Linked DNA regions of Homo sapiens: regions 1 and 3 are each linked to region 2. A link is a contact called in ENCODE Hi-C data. All regions are on one chromosome and are shown on one strand. The core of a region is the stretch at or near the end of the contact, and the rest is flanking DNA. Distances in the headings are between cores, read along the strand shown. Region 1 holds the start of AMZ1 (archaelysin family metallopeptidase 1). Region 2 overlaps ADAP1 (ArfGAP with dual PH domains 1). Region 3 holds the start of CHST12 (carbohydrate sulfotransferase 12).

Region 1 (4,527 bases), core at 137-2,636, 1.8 Mb before region 2:
TGGTTTCAAAGCCACGCTTCACACTGGAACCCCAGCTGCTCCTGGAGCAGGGATGTTCTGACGGGGACAGGGGGTAGGACGTCTCCTCTCCCAGAGCACCCGAGTTCCAGCCCTGCTGCTATTAATACCATGGGTAAACTCAGACGCTTCTCCTTCCTCCTCCCCTTGCCTTTTTTTGTCCAAAGACTGGAAAAGAGCACGTCCGCATCCCCCCCCCAGGGAGGTTCTGCCGCTCTAAGCAACAAGGGCCGCCAGACTGGCCCAGTAACCAGGTATCCAAGGTCAGGCTGCCCTAAACCGCACAGCTCCGGGCACTCATGCTCCCCCATCTGACCACGCAGATGCCTGGCCTTTGGGCAAGAAACCATGCTCTGATTCTCGCTATTCTGAATGCGCTTTGCAAAACCTCCCAGCAGCTGCATCGAGCTATTCATTAGCTGACAGCGGAGACCTTCAGGCAGAACCAGACGGACGGATGGTTTTGGGGGTTTCTCACCTCTCAGTTTCCATTCGCTAGGAGGGAAAACCGGGGGCTTAGACCGCAGGGGTAGTGGCCTCCGGGCCAGACTCTTGGCTTCCTGTTCTCTCTCCTCACCTGCGAACCCCAAACTCCTCTGCCAAGTGTTTCCCTCCCGTGATGGGGGCAGAAAGGACCCAGGTCCCTGCCCTCCCCTGTCCTTTGTAAAGTTTGCCATTTCTCTGTCACCCCTCCCTTGCTTTTCTGGTTTTGAGACCTGTCTTACATCCCTGCAGGGATCATATCCACAGCCTTCTCCCTCAGTCTCCTGGGGGAGGAAGCCTTCTCCCTCCCCGGCTCATACACAGGCTGCGGGGAGCCCTGGGCACGACGAGATTCTCGGCGCCCTGGAGGTTCCCCGGGGACGTCCCGCACCCACCTGGCTCGCCCCAGCCCGGAAACGCCTTCTTTCGGGCGCTTGGCCCTGGATTCCCGACCCGTCCCCAGTTTGCTCCCATCGGGAAGCGCGCAGGTCGCCCTGGCCTGGGAGAGGATGGCGGGGAGGGGGCGCGTGGCCCTTCCCTGGCCCGGCCTTCCCTCTGCAGGACCTGCCGGGGCTGTGCGGACCCCGGCGCGGCGCTGCACCAAACCCTCGCCAAGTGCGCCCTTCGCGTCTCCGCGGTCCCCGCGCGCCCGTAGCCGCCGCCGCCCGGGCGCCCTCGGGACTTGGTGCGCGGGCCGGGCTGGACCCGGAGCTGCCCCTACCCACCCGCCCCGGCACGGAGGTCCCTCTCGGTCCCTGCGCCCCCGAGTCTTCCCCGCGCGCCCCCCTACCTCGCAGTCCCGCGCCCGCCGGAGCCGGCAGAGGCCGCGCCGGGCACCGAGCCCCGGGCAGCAGCGTGGGCAGCTCGGCCTGGGCCGGGAGGATCGGGAGGTCCCGGTGACGTCGGCGCGCGGGGCAGGGACCGAGGCGGGCGGGACTGGGGCCGGTGTGGGGCCGCGGGCAGGACAGGAGGGCCACACCCCTCCCGGCGCTCAGCGTCCTGCCCCACTCCCTCCAGCTGCCCGCGGTGGAGCTCACGTGGGACCCTCCAGCCTCCCAGAAACACCCGGGCAGGGGGGCCCCAGAGCCTAAAGCCAAACAGGTGAGGGAGGTCAGTCAGCCCGGGCCAGTTCGTGCCTCCCCAGGTGAGAGGAGTAAACCCGGCTACTCTGCAAGGCGCCAGGTGAAGAGGTGAACCAGGCCACCAGTTAAGGCCCCAGGTGAGAGGGGTGAACCAGCGCCACGAGGTGAGGAAGGGGAACCAGGCCACCAGGAGAGGCCCCAGGTGAGAGGGGTGAACCAGGCTATCAGGCAAGGCGCCAGGTGAGGGGGTGAACGAGGCCACCAGGTGAGGAGGTGAACCAGGCTTATCAGCGAAGCCCCAGGTGAGAGGGGTGAACCAGGCCCCTAGGTTAGCCCTACAGTCAGTGGCCCTGAGGACGGGCGCCCTGCCCTACCCTGGCCAGCTGTGAGTGCAGCCCTGGCCCTGTGCCAGCCACCAGGAGATGGAAAGGACTCTAAGTGCGGAAGGATGCCGTGAAGGCCGGCATGACGGCTCCAGACAGAGCCCAGAGGCCTTTTCCATAAACTGCCCTTTTCCTCTCTGCAAACCCTCCCAGCACCAGCTTCCCTCGGGCAGCCTCCCACCAGCTCTGCTTCACCGTGCAGAAATGCCCCCCACGCCCTCAGCAGCGCCCCACAGATGGCTGAGGGATTCGTCACCATCGTCCCACACCAGTGCAAAGAATTTTTTTTTTTTTTTAGATGGAGTCTCGCTCTGTCGCCCAGGCTGGAGTGTAATGGTGCAATCTGGGCTCACTGCAACCTCCACCTCCGGGGTTCAAGTCATTCTTCTGCCTCAGCCGCCTGAGTAGTGGGGATTATAGGTACCCATCATTGTGTCCAGCTAATTTTTGTATTTTTAATAGAGATGGGGTTTCACCTTCTTGGCCAGGCTGGTATCAAACTCTTGACCTCATGATACACCCGCCTCAGCCTCTCAAAGTGCTGGGAGTACAGGCGTGAGCCACCACACCCAGCCTCAAAGAATTTTTTTAAGCCTTAAGAAATAACACGGCTGGGCGTGGTGGCTCATGCCTGTAATCCCAGCACTTTGGGAGGCTGAGGCAGACAGATCACAAGGTCAGGAGTTCAAGACCGGCCTGGCCAGTATGGTCAAACCCCGTCTCTATTAAAAATAAAAAAATTAGCTGGGCGTGGTGGCTGGTGCCTATAGTCCCAGCTACTCGGGAGGCTGAAGCAGGAGAATCACTTGAACCCGGGAGGCGGAGGTTGCAGTGAGCCGAGATTATGCCACTGCACTCCAGCCTGGGTGACAAAGCAAGACTTTGTTTCAAAAAAAAAAGAGAGAGAGAGAAAAACAACACAACACTAGGTGTCCGGTGTGCAAAATTTGGAAAATTATGAAAAATAAAAACAAAAAGAAGACCCCATAAGCCAACTGTGTAGAGGTAACCTCTCTCACCTTCTTGTCAGACATCCTTCTGATCGCCTTCTCCTCCACATTGAAATGTATTTTTAAAAAGTTTTTTTTGAGACAGGATCTTGCTCTATTGCCCAAGCTAGAATGCACTGGTATAAACGCGAGTCACTGTAGCCTCGACCTCCTAGACTCCAGCAATCCTCCTCCCTCAGCCTCCTGAGTAGCTGAGACTACAGGTACGTGCCATCACACCTGGCTAATTTTGAAACTTTTATGTAGAGATGGGATCTCGCTATGTTGCTCAAGCTGGTCTCAAACTCCTGGGCTCAAACAACCCTCCCAGCTCGGCCTCCCAAAATGTTGAGATCACAGGTATGAGCCACCGTGCCCAGCCTAAATACATATTTTAAGGGATTCACGTCACATACTGCGTTCTGCAGGCGGCCCGTGACTTCACACTCATCAATAGCCAAAAGTCCGTCTCCACACCCTGATGGTCTGCGCTGGACTCCGTGTCATGGATCTGTCACCTGCTTTGGGATATTTTGGTTTCTCCTGGTGTCTCACTAGCATATATCACTGTGATAGACGATCTTGTTTCCACAGATCTTTGTACAGGTATCTGGTCCCCCTCACCTTGGGATAAATTCCTACAAATAGATTGTGACTCAGAAAGCTGCACTTCTTCACACGTGTTGCCGCAGGGATTTTCCAGGTTATTTCTGTTGGGGATGGAGAACCCAGAACCTGAGAAAAGATGAATGTTCTTTTTTTTTTTTTTTTTTTTTTCTTGAGACGGAGTCTCGCTCTGTCACTCAGGCTGGAGTGCAGTGGCGTGATCTCGGCTCACTGCAAGCTCCACCTCCCGGGTTCACACCATTCTCCTGCCTCAGCCTCCTAAGTAGCTGGGACTACAGGCGCCTGCCATCATGCCTAGCTAATTTTTGTGTTTTTAGTAGAGATGGGGTTTCACCATGTTGGCCAGGATGGTCTCGATCTCCTGACCTCGTGATCCGCCTGCCACGGCCTCCCAAAGTGCTGGGATTACAGGCATGAGCCACCGCACCCGGCCTTTTTTTTTTTTTGAGACGGAGTCTCACTCTGTTGCCCAGAGCTGGAGTACAAGTGGCGCGATCTCGGCTCACTGCAAACTCCACTTCCTGGGTTCAAGCGATTCTCCTGCCTCAGCCACCCAAGTAGCTGCGATTACAGGTGCCCGTCACCTCGCCCGGCTAATTTTTGTATTTTTAGGAAGGACAGGGCTTCACCCTGTTGGCCAGGCTGGTCTCGAACTCCTGACTTCAAGTGATCCACCCGCCTTGGCCTCCCAAATTGCTGGGATTACAGGCGTGAGCCACCGAGCCTGGCCTGAATGTTCTGTCCTAAAGCTGCTTATTACAAAGAAGTTGTGGAATATCCTCCCCCCAACCCCCACGCCCCTCCCTGAATAGCCACCGGAAAGGAAATTATGCATCGAGGCCGGGCGCGGCGGCTCAACCTGTAATCCCAGCACTTTGGGAGGCCGAGGCGGGCGGATCACGAGGTCAGAAGATCAAGACCATCCTGGCTAACACAGTGAAACTC
Region 2 (4,007 bases), core at 1,145-3,644:
GGCAGGGTGGCCCCTGGACCATCCCCCTCCCCGGACAACAGGGGACCAATGTCAGAAAGATGATGGGACGGGTGTCCCGTCTCCAAGTTGCTCTGCCATCACTCCTGGAGGAAACAGCCCTGAGTCCCTGGAGGGCCTCCAGGGGCACAGACTCCTTGGCTCGGGGAGAAGACGTGGCTATTGTCCCCATAATTCCAGGGCAAACGGGGCAAGGGCCCAGGGGTGGGGCGTTCACTGTTGTTGGAAAAACCCTAAATGTAATCAGCGGGAGAGGACAGGGGCCAACTTGGTGCTGTCCTGATCTGCCTGGGGTGATGGCCGGAGAGGAAGGCTGGAGAGGAAGGCTGGGGAGGGCCCACCGTGGGTATTACCAAGAAACCCCTGATTCCTGCCGCAGAGGTCTGGTGCGATGGGGCCTTTGGGAGAGCACTGAGCTGGGGGCCACAAGGAGATTCCATCCCCATTCTGTTGTCTGCACGTTCACTGGTGCGATAAAAACCAAAGATGAATCTCAGGCAGGCCTGGGGGCTTGTCTCCTGAGAGCACCTGCACCCCGGCCCCCAGGCAGGGCTGGGTCTCAGCCCGGCTTCTTGCTGGGGACTCTGTGGGGCGGGAGCTGCACTGGGCCCCCCCTGGCTCCCTGCACTCAGGCCCCTTGGCCATTCCTGGGCTGGTGGTCAGCGGGGACATCCGGGGGCTAAGCCTGCTCCCACCCCTAAGGGAGAAACGGGCCTGAGGTGGCCGTTGCTGAGGACCGGACCGAGGTTGAAGGGCCAGGAACCAAAGATTCTTCTCTTCTTTCCTTTTCTTCACATTTTATGTTTTTTTTTTTTTTTCTCCCTACTTTCTATTCCTTGATAATACCTTTTAAAACAACTGCTTCCTAGAGATGCCGTTCACAGCCATACATTTCACCGTGTAAAGGGCACAGTTGAAGGTTTTTTAGTAAATTCAGAGTTGTGCAACCTTCGCTGAAGCCAATATTAGGACATTTTCATCACCCCAGAAAGGAAGTCCGTGCCTTTTGGCTCTTACCCCCGCCCAGCCCAAAGCAGCTGCAAATCCACTTTCTCTCTGTGTAGATTTGTGGGTTCTGGACTTTTAAAAACGGGATCGCACGGCGTGTGAGCTTCGGCGTCCGACTCCTTTCCCGCGGTGCCAGGTCCCCGAGGCCCATCACGCTGCAGCCTGTGTGACAGCTTCGTTCCTTTCAAGGCCGGAGAACATGCCTTGTGTGGATGGAACACGTTTGCTTTATTCATTCACCCTCTGATGGACACGTGGGTCGTCTCTACCTTATTTAATGTATTTCGACAATTTAGTGACACATTCAGCAGTTTCCAAGGACAGTCACAGAAGGGAGCTGTCTCCTTCCCTGTCTCCCACCTTTGAGCACCGTCCCCACCCTGGCCAGGCAGCCAGGGGTCTGTGTGGGCCTCGCTCCCTCCCTCCCTCCTTCCTTCCCTCCTGTCTTCCTTTCTTCCGTCCCTCCCTCTGTCTCTCCGTCCCTCCGTCCTTCCTTCCGTCCTTCCTTCCCTCCTGCCTTCCTTTCTTCCCTCCCTCCCTCCCTCAGTCCCTCCGTCCCTCCCTACCCTCCTTCCTTCCTTCCTTTCTCTTTTTTTTTTTTTTTGAGACACAGTCTGACTCTGTCGCCCAGGCTGGAATGCAGTGGCACTATCATAGCTCACTAAAGCCTTGAACTTTCAGGCTCAAGTGATCCTCTTGCCTCAGCCTCCCAAGGAGTAGCTAGGACCACAGGCATACACCACCGTGCCTGGCTACTTTTTTTTTTTTAGAGACAGTCTCACTGTCTCCCAGGCTGGAGTACAGTGGTGTGATCTCACCTCACTGCAACCTCCACCTCCCACATTCAAGCGATTCTCCTGCTTCAGCCTCCCGAGTAGCTGGGATCACAGGTGTGTGCCACCATGCCCAGCTAATTTTTGTATTTTTAATAGAGACGGGGTTTTGCCATGTTGGCCAGGCTGGCCTTGAACTCTTGGCCTCAGGTGATCCATCCCCCTCGGCCTCCCAAAGTTCTGGGATTACAGACGTGAGCCACCGCGCCAGCCCTGGCTAATTAAAAAAAAAAATTTTGTAGTGATGGGGTCTTGCTATGTTGGCCAGGCTGGTCTCAAACTCCTGACCTCGTGATCCGCCCGCCTTGGCCTCCCAAAGTGCTGGGATTACAGGTGTGAGCCACCGCGCCCGGCCCTGTGTTTTCTTGCCTGTGAACTCTCTTCACACCTTTGCCTGCCTTTCTGCTGCAATGTTAGCTGTTTTCATCTTCTAGGGGTTGCTGGTATGTTAGAGAAATTAATCTGAGATACCAAAAACATTTTTTTCTAGGTTGTCTTTCGAATTTGCTCATGGTGGTTTTTGCCGTGGAAATTTTTACTTCGACATAGTCAAAGTGGTCAGCGTTTTATTTTGTGGTTTTAGGGTCTATAGCATACATAAATAGGCCTTCTCTGCCTGAGGGTTTTTTTTTTTTTTTTTTTTTTTTTTGAGACAGTCTTGCTCTGTCACCCAGGCTGGAGGGCAGTGGCTCAATCACAGCTCAGTGCAGCCTCAAGCTCCTGGGCTCAAACGATCCTCTCACCTCAGCCTCCTGAGTAGATGGAACTACAGACGTGCACCACCACGCCTGGCTAATTTTTGTATTTTTTGTAGAGACGGGGGTCTCACTATGTTGCCCAGGCTGGTCTTGAACTCCTGGCCTCAAGTGATCCTCCCGCCTCAGTCTCCCAAGCGCTGGGATTACAGGCTTCAGCCACCACACCCAACCCTGAAGGTTATTTTTTAATAACAGCTTTGTTGAGGTATAATCCACATACAATTCACTCCCGTAAAGCGTACAGTTCAGTAGTTTTAGTGAAGCCACAGGGCTGCACGACCATCACCACTGTCTAACTTCAGGACATTTTAACGTCCCAACACAGCCGGTACTCACCACCCCTCCCATCACCACCGCCCCAGCCGTTACTGAATGTAGACAGAGCTGCTTTGTGTCTCTGTGGATTTGCTTGTTCTGAACATTTCAAACAGATGGAATCATGCAATACGTGGTCTTGTTTTTTTTTTTTTTTTTTTTTGAGACAGGGTGTCACTATGTTGCTCAAGCTGGTCCCGAACTCCCAGGCTCAAGCGATCCTCCCACCTCAGCCTCCCAAAGTGCTGGGATCACAGGTGTGAGCCACCACGTGCGGCCGATTCGTGGTGTTTTGTGTCTGGTTTCCTCCATGGGCACCGTGTGTCCAAGGATCGCCTGGGTTGTAGCGTGTGTCAGAATTGTGTTGCTCTTTTTTTTTTTTTTTTGAGATGGAGTCTCGCTCTGTCAGCCACGCTGGAGTGCTGTGGCACGATCTCTGCTCACTGCAACCTCTGCCTCCCGGGTTCAAGCGATTCTCCTGCCTCAGCCTCCCGAGTAGCTGGGATTACGGGCGTGCACCACCACGCCCGGCTAATTTTTGTATTTTCAGTAGAGACGGGGTCTCACCGTGTTGCCCAGGCTGGTCTTGAACTCCTGACCTCGTGATCTGCCCACCTCTGCCTCCTGAAGTGCTGGGATGACAGGCGTGAGCCCCCGCGCCCGGCCGGCATTCCTCTTTATGGCCGAGGAACCCTCCATGGTGTGGCTCGATCACATTTAGTTTATCTGTGGTTCCGTTCACGGAGCTGGGGCTTGTTCCCGTTCTCAGCTGTCACGAAGAATGTGCTGTGAACACTCATGTGCATGTCTCTGCGTCTTCGCGTCTCTTACGGTGCAGAGGAATCGCTGGACTCTATGGTAACTCTGTGTTTACCGTTTTGAGGAACTGCCAGACTGTTAGTCACCAGAGCCGGAGGTTCCCACCAGCAGCGTGCGGGGGCTCTGATCACTCCACATTCTCTCCAGCTCACTCCCCTGTGCCACTTTGACCTTGCCATCCTAGTGGGGAGAGGTGGTAGCTCATTGAGGTTTTCATCTGCGTTCCCCTGACAGCTAACAGTGTTGAGTGCCTTTG
Region 3 (4,359 bases), core at 228-2,727, 1.5 Mb before region 2:
CATCACTTTCACTTCCACATCTCTGCATGCCCTTTGCCTCCAAACGCCCCAATTCATAGGTCCTCTCCACTGTGGAAAATGTCGGAAAATGTCGCCACATTCTGTTAACGCCTGCACCACAGTCTCAACTCCACACAGTTGTAGCCAGGCTGGCCGTGAGCTCCCAGGGCAAGGCCCACGCTATTACCGGCATCTACCCCAGCTTAGCATCTTGCACTCGATTGGAGGTTTGATAATAAAGCTGGAGTCAGCTGAGTGACAGCAGACAGTTACTGCTGGCCCCAAAGCGTCAGCCCAAAGTCCCATAAACTCCTTTGCAGGGAAATCAAACATCTATGCCATTCCAGGCAGGTGCTCTTTCAGATCTCAAGCGTTGCACCTTCGTGTAGCAATCTCCTCATTACCCCTGTTTTCTCTCCATCCTCACTCAGACACCAGCCCTGACTCCCAACACCAGATGCTCACGGTGAGGGGCTAACCCGGGTCCCCGCGTGGGGGTAAGTGGGGGACCCGCTGAGCTGTCCCCAACCACCCACAGCCGGGAACAGCACCGTAGGGCCTGGTGTCCTGGAAGATGTACTGCGTCCAGCACCGCGCCTGCAACTCACATTCCTATTCACCCCGGGGCTTCCGAGTCCCCACAGCCCCGCTTATGAACTAAATAATTTAATAATGCTGGAAACACTATGGCTTGTTGTGCTGCCTGCCAGACGGAGCCTCTGCCCGAGCCAAGGCTTTGCCGGCGGTGTCTCGGTGGCCGGGAGCCCGCAGAGGAGGTCTAAGTCCCACTGTTCCCGGACTAAATGCACGGTTTCCTCTCCCAGAGGGGCAGGGCTGCGGCTTCTGGAGTGAGAGGTCATTTAAGGGATACCCTGAGCGACCTGCCGGTGCTGCTGGCGTCTGCAGGCTCCAGGGCTGCGGTCGGCGGGGCCGGGGAGCCCCGTTCAGGTGACAGCAGGCACACGGGGGCCCTCGGGAGCTGGGGATCCTGGAACTCCAAGCCCGGGAATTGGTCCTACCCCTGCCGGGCGGCAGAGGCTGATGCCGGGCAGGGGGACTCCTGGGGGCCGGCGGGGCCGCTGCAGCCTCTGCTGTCGCTGAATCAGAACCACAGATTTCTCGTCCAGACCCCGAGGAGCCGCAGAACGCGCTGATCAGGGCCCCAGGGCTGGGTCCCCCTGGCCGAGGACGACGAGCGGGGCTCAGAGAGGGCGCGCGCAGGGCCAAGGTCACACTGCGCGCCGGCGCGGGAACTCGAACCCAGGCCCAAGCCGCGCCCGCCAGGCCAGGTTAAGGAGAGCCGACCCGCGCCCCTCAGCGCGGCCCGGGACCCCCGCCCGGGCCCTGGGAGCCCAGCACTGGCCGAGAGAGAGGGAGACCGCGCCCCGAGCCCGCCGCCCGCCGCGCCCCTCACCTCGCGACCCTCACCTCGCGCCCCTCACCTCGCGCCCGCAGCCGCCGCCGCCGCCCCGCGACTAGCGGACCCCCCAGAGGCAGCCCTCGCCGGCCCCGCCCCCGGCGCAGGAGCCCCTCCTACCGGTCGTCTTCTCGCGAGACGTCGCGGCCGCCGGAGGGGCCACGGAGGCCGAGGGGCGCCCGCCCTCAGCGCGCCTGCGCCCGGCCAGCCCGCCCGCCCCCGCCCTCGCGAGCCAGTGCCATGTGGCGCCGTATTTACGGCCAGAGATCGACTCCGCCCACCGGCCGCCACGAGCCACGCCCCTTTCTCAGCAGCCAATCCGCGGCGTTGACTCCGCCCCGGCGGACCGGGCGCGCGGCGGCTCGGGGACGCGCAGCTGTCTCGCCGTTCGACCCGGGAGCTCCACGTTGCAGCCAAACACGATCCCGTTAACCAACCTTTATGCAGTGCCTGTTGTCTATCCGACCCTTTCTCGAGCATCGGCTCATTGGCAAAGGATCGTGATGCTCACCGGCTGGGGCTTGAGACTCGCTGTGTGACCTTGGGCAAGTGACTTAACCTCTCTGAGGTTGTCGCCAATCCGTAAAATATAATAGGTTAGTGACCCTACCTTTCAGGGAGTATGTGAGACAAACGAGATGACACGGGTAAAGAGCTTAGCAAGATGCCTAATGCATAGTGAGCATGCAGTAATTGTTCTTGGCATCAATGTAGTTTTGTGTGTTTGTTTGTTTATTTTTTTAGAGACAGGATCTCACCGTGTCGTCCAGGATGGGGTGCAGCGGTGCAGTCACAGCTCACTGCAGCCTCGACCTCCTGGGTTCAAGCCATCCTCCCACCTCAGCCTCCCAAGTAGATGGAACTACAGACAGGTGCCACCACACCCGGCTAATTTTTAATTTTTAATAGAAACGGGGGTCTCACTATGTTGCCCAGGGTGGTCTTGAACCCCTAGACTCAAGCAATCCTCCTGCCTCAGCCTCCCAGAGCTCTGGGATTACAGGCGTGAGCCACCGCGCCAGGCCCAGTCATTTTTTTTTTAAATTATGGTAAAATATATAGAACATAAAATTTACCATCTTAACCTTTGTTGTTGTTGTTGTTGTTGTTGTTGTCGTTGTTGTTGTTGTTGAGACAGAGTCTCGCTCTGTCGCCCAGGCTGGAATACAGTGGCCCGATCTCGGCTCACTGCAAGCTCCGCCTCCCGGGTTCACGCCATTCTCCTGCCTCAGCCTCCCGGGTAGCTGGGACTTACAGGCGCCCGCCACCACGCCCGGCTAATTTTTTGTATTTTTAGTAGAGACGGGGTTTCACCGTGTTAGCCAGGATGGTCTCGAACTCCTGACCTCGTGATCCGCCCGCCTCGGCCTCCCAAAGTGCTGGGATTACAGGCGTGAGCCGCCGCGCCCGGCCCATCTTAACCATTTTTAAGCACTCCCTGCAGTGGCATTAAGCACTTTCACATCCCCACCATCCACCCCAAGAACTTTTTCAATCCGTGATATTTTTAGTTGGCCCCCTCCGATGGACTCCCGAGGCAGCCTTCCAACCAAGGTCATCTCTTCACTCTTCCACTCCCTGCAGCCAGTCCCAAAGGAGTTCCGAACCCACCGGGCCCTGGAAATGTGGAAGTGAGGGAGACGGGCAAGGCCCCTGCCCTCCTGTATTCTAGTGGGGGGGAAAAGCAACAAACAACCACCACAAAATATATGTGTATATTATATACACACTCACAGTAGATAATATGTTTATACGTATGTGTAATGCATACATGTTACCTATGTGTATGTATGTAGTATATATGTTTATATATTGTACACATACATATAGACCTGTATTATGCATGTATAATATGTCTATGTTGTATACATACATATATGCAATTGCACGTATGTAAATAAGGTGACAGCCTCTGGCAATGTCACCCTGTGATGCCTGTCTCAGCTTAGAAATTTCTCACTATCAGCCGTGTGCAGTGGCTCACACCTGTAATCCCAGCACTGTGGGAGGCCGAAGTGGGTGGATCACTTGAGGTCAGGAGTTCAAGACCAGCCTGGCCAACGTGGTGAAACCTGTCTCTACTAAAAATAAAAATACAAAAATTAGCCAGGCTTGGTGGCGGGCGCCTGCAATCCCAGCCACTCAGGAGGCTGAGGTGGGAGAATCGCTTAAGCCTGAGAGGTCAGCTGGGCTTGTTGGCTCACGCCTGTGATCCCAGTGCTTTGGGAGGTGTAGGCGGGCAGATCACGAGATCAGGAATTCGAGACCAGCCTGGCCAACACATGATGAAACCCTGTCTCTACTAAAAATACAAAAAATTAGCCGGGTGTGGTGGCAGGCACCTGTAATCCCAGTTAGGAGGCTGAGGCAGGAGAATCGCTTGAACGCAGGGGCTGGAGGTTGCAGTGAGCCGAGACCGCGCCAGTGAACTGTAGCCTGGGCAACAAAGTGAGACTCCGTCTCAGACAAACAAACAAAAAACCTGAGAGGTGGAGGCTGGAAGCGGAGATCATGCCACTGCACCCCAGCCTGGGTGACAGAGTGAGACTCTGTCTCAAAAATAATAAATAAATAAATAAATAAGTAAAATGGTTACTTTTGTGTTATGTCAACTTCACCTCTTACATCAGCAACATTTTGAATACACTAAAGACCCCTGAATTGTTCATTTTAAAATGGTTACTTTCTGCCCGGAGCGGTGGCTCACGCCTGTAGTCCCAGCACTTTGGGAGGCCGAGGCGGGCTGATCACGAGGTCAGGAGATGGAGACCATCCTGGCTAACGCAGAGAAACCCCATCTCTACTAAAAATACAAAAAATTAGCTGGGCATAGTGGCAGGCGCCTGTAGTCCCAGCTACTCAGGAGGCTGAGGCAGGAGAATCCGTGAACCTGGGAGGGAGAGCTTGCAGTGAGCCCAGATCGTGTCACTGCACTCCAGCCT

What was found. A loop is a pair of places that touch in the nucleus more often than their neighbours do. Pooled maps may share reads with other maps.
Region 1: a map with no recorded cell type shows a loop between it and region 2 (4-fold over the local background). The contact joins the promoter of AMZ1 here to the enhancer-like site in region 2. A Hi-C loop is called at or near these places in 2 of 37 single-sample maps with no recorded cell type and 3 of 50 pooled maps.
Region 3: a loop to region 2 is called in a pooled map, with 6 times the contacts of the local background. The contact joins the promoter of CHST12 here to the enhancer-like site in region 2. A Hi-C loop is called at or near these places in 2 of 37 single-sample maps with no recorded cell type and 7 of 50 pooled maps.

The regions. Positions count from the first base shown.
Region 1 is chr7:2,685,061-2,689,587 of GRCh38, reverse strand. AMZ1 (archaelysin family metallopeptidase 1) reads right to left here and starts at 1,386. Exons shown (of 7, transcript NM_001384743.1): 1 at 1,292-1,386. RefSeq lists an enhancer at 418-687.
Region 2 is chr7:928,603-932,609 of GRCh38, reverse strand. All of the region lies in intron 2 of ADAP1 (ArfGAP with dual PH domains 1), which reads left to right. Among named protein-coding and RNA genes, the nearest start is that of ADAP1, 24 kb to the left of the region's middle. RefSeq lists enhancers at 3,644-3,733, 3,989-4,007. Within about 2 kb of position 2,394, at least 5 of the 41 ENCODE cell types and tissues checked have a DNase peak (open chromatin) inside an H3K27ac peak, as active enhancers do.
Region 3 is chr7:2,400,729-2,405,087 of GRCh38, reverse strand. CHST12 (carbohydrate sulfotransferase 12) reads right to left here and starts at 1,477. Exons shown (of 2, transcript NM_018641.5): 1 at 1,415-1,477. RefSeq lists silencers at 1,181-1,350, 1,441-1,810 and an enhancer at 1,901-2,000.